2 separate regions of the Homo sapiens genome follow, and region 2 is linked to region 1. Evidence: chromatin loops called from intact Hi-C (ENCODE). Cell type or tissue: upper lobe of right lung. All regions are shown on one strand. Links, peaks and the distances in the headings refer to the core of each region. The heading gives the core; the rest is flanking DNA. Region 1 has its middle 33 kb from the start of ENPP6. Region 2 has its middle 11 kb from the start of LINC02427.

Region 1 (2,915 bases), core at 130-2,629:
ATTGCTCTGACCTCCTCTTCTCCTTCCCTCTTCCACATTCAGGGCCCTTGTGATTCCCCTGGATGGACCCCAATAATCCAGGATAATCCTATGGCAACTTTAATTCCATCTGCTACTTTAATTCTCCCTTTTCATGGAACCTACTTCATCTACAGGCTCTAGGGATAGGACGTGAACACTTTTGAGGGGCCATAATTGTTTTAGGAGTTATTAAGAAATTATTTTAGGCAGAGAGGAAGAGGGGTCCTTGGGAAGTTTTTTTTTTTTCCTTTTAAAGCAGCTCCAGAAACATTTCTTGTCTAGCAGGAAAGCCCCAACTCTTAGTATGGGAGTTGGGGGGCAAGCTTTGATACACAAATGCCAGCTGTTAGAAACTGGGTCCACCCAAACATGGCAATTCCCACTGTCTTCTTCTTGCCCCCTATGTGCCTGGCAACATGGCCGCCCCCACATATACCTACGTGTGTAGAACATCAGGGGGCCCTGCATTTGCATATCAAAGGACTAGGATGGGAAGGCCAGTTTTTTCCACTGGGCTATGTGAATGACATGCCTAGTGAAACCAATCCCTGAGCCCTATGCAAATCAGACACCGCCTCCTCCAGCCTCCTCATATAACTGGGGGTTTTCCACCACACCCAGGGTTCCCTCTTTCGGCTTGGAGATCCCTCCATCTGTCTCTGTACAGGGGGAGCCTCTTCCTTCTTTCTTGCCTATTAAATTCTCCACTCCTTAAAACCACTCCACATGTGTCCGCGTCGTTTTATTCAAACTGGCGCGAGACTAAGGACCCTGGTGTTCCTCCAGTCATGGGAGCCATATCGTTACGTCTACCACGGGGCAGCTCCAGTTTGTCAGGATACCTTTGACATTTATGGTCTCAACAGCTGAAGTCCATGTCTTCAGCTATCTGGGAGTGACAATGAAGGTGCATGATTTGTCATTGCTCGCCGTTTTACTTCTAAACGCTTGTGCCAAAGCCAGTAAGGTACTAGCGAGTAAGCCTCCCAGTTGTGACGTCTCAACACCTTGCCAACCTCCCAGTTGTAACGTCTCAACACCTCGTTGCTGATCTCATTTAGTGATACTCAGATTAGTTCTCACAGTAACCCTTTGAAATTGACATAATCCTTCCCAGATTCATAATGAGGGGACTTATGAAATTATATGCTACAGTGATACCTCCAAATTCAAGGACTCTTTCTATATTCCCTGCAAAGGTGTAAAGGTTTTATGTCCTTAGTGACTCCAGTCCCTTGCAGGGTTCTTTTTTTTTTTTAATCTTTGGCCACTAGAGGGAGACAGCTCTTTGAAGAACTGAGGCCATTTTGCACGTTTGTGGGTATAGATGGAGGAAAACACTGTGTTTAACAACAGTATCCAGGCTGGGCACGGTGGCTCACGCCTGTAATCCCAGTACTTTGGGAGGCCGAGGAGGGCGGATCACCTGAGGTCAGGGGTTCGAGACCAGCCTGACCAACATGGAGAAACCCTGTCTCTATTAAAAATACAAAAAATTAGCCGGGCTTGGTGGCGCATGACTGTAATCCCCACTACTCGGGAGGCTGAGGCAGGAGATTTGCTTGAACCCGGGAGGCAGAGGTGGCGGTGAATCGAGATCGCGCCATTGAACTCCAGCCTGGGCAACAAGAGTGAAACTCCGTCTCAAAAAAAAAAAAAATTGGTATTCAGGGCTGACCTAACAGGTCGAAAATGAAGGGGATCATGCCTGCCCTTGTGCTCCGTGCAGACCTCAATGGACAATTTTCCCCAGCATCTTCAGGGCTCATACTTCCATAGTAACAAGTGCCATTCAGACCAAGGTCTTTTTTTTTTTTTTTTAACCCAGCCATCGACGCTGTAACATTTTAAACAATCTTCTCTATCTTTGAAGCCTACTTCGTGGAAAGAAAGGCCAATAAGTGATCAGAACTGACACTATGTAAAAACATAGAATCTCCAAAATTCGAAGTCTCTAAGTGCTGCATGTAGGATCTAAAACGGTGGGCATTGCTTACCTAGACAAGGCGTGTTCAAACCAAATGTCATCTAAGATTGCTCCAAACTGGGAATGAGGATTCATTTTCTCTGTTAGAGAGTTCTGGGTTCCCGGTCACCAGATATGCTCCTGACACCTCAGAGTGTACAATATGCGACTTCTGTACTAAAGAGGTTGCTTCCAATGAGGTAAAATGTCTAATATGGTAATCATGTGCGTCTAATTAAGGCTGTATGCACAAAAATCAGCCACGATGCCAAATAGCCAACTTAGGAACACAGGGACCACAGAGAGAACTCAGTAAGGATGACGTGGAATGACTTTAGTTTAATGCTGCGTATGACAGATCTTTATGTTATTATTAGAAAAGTAATTATATACTTACCTTTTAATGTTGATTTAAAACTTAATTAGCTATGACCAGAGGATATTGGTTGTATGATACCAATTTTGAAATTTGTTATTTTATGGTCTATTTTTCATAGCTATTCCATGTATACTTGGAAAAAATATGAATTATCTGTGCATTTGGTGCAATGTTCAGTATCTATCCATAAGATTATTCCTGTTGATTATGCTGTTAAAATATGCATCTTCAATGATTTTGAACTATCAATTACTTGGAGAGGTGTTCTGAAATCTCGTCTTTTCATTACGGCTTCTCCTTATCTCTAGTTATGATTTTTCCTTAAACTCTATTTTGCCAGATGTTCATATAGCCATGCCTGTTGACTTTTGTTTAGAATCTATATGCTGTGGCTTTTCCTACCTTTTTATTTTCAATGTTACCAACATAGCCTTACATTTTAAACAATACTTATAAGTGGCATATAGTTGCATTTAAAAAAATTTTAATTTGGGGTACATAGTAGGTACATAAGTTTATGAGGTACATGAGGTATTCATCGCATCAGGG
Region 2 (2,915 bases), core at 300-2,799, 300 kb before region 1:
TCCCAAGAACTGAGGTACCATTCAGTAAAAGGCAACTCAACAATAAGGCTAAGTACTTGTTTTATGTTTTCTCGTGATGAATTTATTTCTTGTCTTTGAGTTTACAATGACAGCTATAAAAGTGATTGTCAATAATATTAGTATAATTTAATTTCTAATAGAATGAGTTTTCTATGTATGTGTTAGAGCTACGATATTCTTTTTTTTTTTTTTTTTTTGGAGATGGAGTCTCACCCTGTCACCTCGGCTCAATGCAACCTCCACCTCCTGGGCTCAAATGGTTCCCCTTGCTCAGCCTCCCAAGTAGCTGGGATTACAGGCGCCCGCCACCACACCCATTTAATTTGTGTATTTTTAGTAGAGACAGAGTTTCACCATGTTGGCCAGGCTGGTCTCGAACTCCTGACCTCGTGATTTGCCTGCCTCAGCCTCCCAAAGTGTTGTGATTACAGGTGTGAGCCACCATGCCTGGCTGTAATCCTCTTGCCTCAGCCTCCCGAGTAGCTGGAATTACAGGTGTGTGCCACCACACCCAGCTAATTTTTGTATTTTTAGTGGAGACGGGGTTTCACCATGTTGGCCAGGATGGTCTCTCTCTCAACATGGTGATCTGCTTGCCTCAGCCTCCCAAAGTACTGGGATTACAGGCGTGAGCCACTGCACCTGGCTGATATTCTTAATAATATCAGAATTTGTTTTGTGCTCTATGATGATGATACTAGTGAACTGTATTCTCAGCAATATTTTGCAATGCCTCACACTATTAATACACTTATTTGTGTTTTTGGCTGGGTGCGGTGGCTCACATCTGTAATCTCAGCACTTTTGGAGTCTGAGACAGGTGGATCACTCAAGCTCAGGAGTTCGAGACCAGCCTGAGCAACATGGCGAAAGCCCATCTCTACTAAAAATACAAAAATTAGCCAAGTGCGGTGGTGCATGCCTCTAGTCCCAGCTACTTGGGAGGCTGAGGTGGGAGGATCACTTGAGCCTAGAGGTGAAGGCTGCAGTGAACCGAGATTGCGCCACTGCACTCCAGCCTGGGCGACAGAGCTGGACCCTGTCTCAGGAAAAAAAAAAACAAAAAATCAACTATGTGCCATGCACTGGGAAGACAAAAAGATAAAATCACTCCTGCATTTAAGAGGCTCACCTCTCTCAGAGGGAAAAAATAGAAACAATGAGAGGTAATGACTATGTACAATGGGAGTGAGACAGCAATCTCCAACCGGCCTGTGCACCGGGGTGGACCCTCGGCAAGTTCACGCCCTTCGCACTGGGGAGGAGCCCGGCCCCACCTCTTTCTGGGTGGAATCTAGGATTCAAATTGGCAGACAGGAAGGGCACCAGCAGGGACTCTGGCTTCGCAGAGGGTCCCTTTTCCTCCCTTTTTTCCTTTTCACCCAATAAAACCCTGCTTTACTCACCCTTCAAACCGTCTGCAAGCCTACATTTTCGTGGCCGTGGGACGGACAAGGACCCCGTGGTTGGCTGAACTAAGGGAAAGTCCTGTAACAGGAACAGGGAAGGAGGTCTGCTGAGGGTCCGGAGATCTTGCAGCTGAACTAAGGGAAAGTCCTGCAACAGGAGCATGGAGGGAGGTCTCTGCTGAGGGTCCGGAGATCTTGCACAAGAGGCAGGGCTTCAGGTCAGACTTGCAGGATGAGTAGGTGATGGGCAGGGGCGTGGGAGTGGGGAGGGGAGGAAGTGGAAACAGCCCGGATCCAGGAAAGAGGCAGAAGGCAAATGCCAGGAAAACGCACATCATTCCCTGGAGCTGGAGGGAGAAGACCAGCACACAAGAGCCGGAGAGTACAAATAGGAGACGAAACGTGTGCTGGATCCTGGTCACAAAGGAGCTGCTGTTCCCTTCGAAGGAGGGGACACTACCTTGAAAAGCTACAGAGGGATTTCAAGCAGAGAAGAGCTGCAACCTGATGTGTCAATCTGAAGAGCACTCTTTGTCATTTATGAGTAAGGAAACGTTGGAACTTTAAGAGACACAGAGCGACGTCTGCATACTTCCTTTTGTATGGCAACTTCCTGTATTAAGGGTGAGAAACCCTTAATACAGATTCTCATGATTATGTGTATTGTGAGGTGGTATTGGGGTTCTCAAAGGAGAGGGTTATTCCTGGTTGTTAGTTGTTTTTTAAATTTTTGTTTCTTTTAAAATTATTTGTTTTGGGGCCGGGCGCGGTGGCTCACGCCTGTAATCCCAGCACTTTGGGAGGCCGAGGCGGGCGGATCATGAGGTCAGGAGATCGAGACCATCCTGGCTAACACGGTGAAACCCCGTCTCTACTAAAAATACAAAAAATTAGCCGGGCGTGGTGGCGGGCGCCTGTAGTCCCAGCTACTCGGGAGGCTGAGGCAGGAGAATGGCGTGAACCCGGGAGGCGGAGCTTGCAGTGAGCCGAGATGGCGCCACTGCACTCCAGCCTGGGAGACAGAGCCAGACTCCGTCTCAAAAAAAAAAAAAATTTGTTTTGGTTTTTCTGTTTTTTGTTTGTTGCTGGTTTTTTAGAGGTGGGTCTCACTATGTTGCCCAGGCTGGTCTGGAATTCCTGGGCTCAAGCCATCCTCCCCACTCAGACTCCCGAGTAGCTGGGACCACAGGTGCACACCATTGCTCCTGGCTTTGGTGCTGCTTTTTATTAAGGGGATTTTCAAGTGTATACAAAATCAGACAAAACTGAATAATGTACGCTTATGTCCCCCTCACCACTCTCAACAACCAGCATCCTCTGGCCTTTACACTGGAAACTGTAAAGATAAAGTCTCCTCAGCATTGTTTAGAATTATGACAGATGAAATCTCTCAGGCAGTTCCCTGGTAATTAGATAAAATAAACTCTGCATTTCCCTGGTAATCAGATGACCACCCCCGGCTACCAACAGCCCCACCCGAGTACT

Evidence for each region. A loop is a pair of places that touch in the nucleus more often than their neighbours do. Peaks named below come from ENCODE experiments on the same cell type or tissue, not always from the same donor. Only the 100,000 strongest peaks of a DNase experiment are listed, where the experiment ranks them.
Region 2: a loop joins it to region 1, with 3 times the contacts of the local background. A loop is called at or near these places in 91 of 110 quality-filtered maps.

The regions. Positions count from the first base shown.
Region 1 is chr4:184,249,408-184,252,322 of GRCh38, reverse strand. No RefSeq gene overlaps it. Among named protein-coding and RNA genes, the nearest start is that of ENPP6, 33 kb to the right of the region's middle. In upper lobe of right lung, for the core only: a CTCF peak has its summit at 1,282 (motif pointing right); no DNase peak of the experiment used is centred there.
Region 2 is chr4:184,547,597-184,550,511 of GRCh38, reverse strand. No RefSeq gene overlaps it. Among named protein-coding and RNA genes, the nearest start is that of LINC02427, 11 kb to the right of the region's middle. In upper lobe of right lung, for the core only: no CTCF peak of the experiment used is centred there; a DNase peak (open chromatin) is centred at 1,294; H3K4me3 peaks cover 761 bases.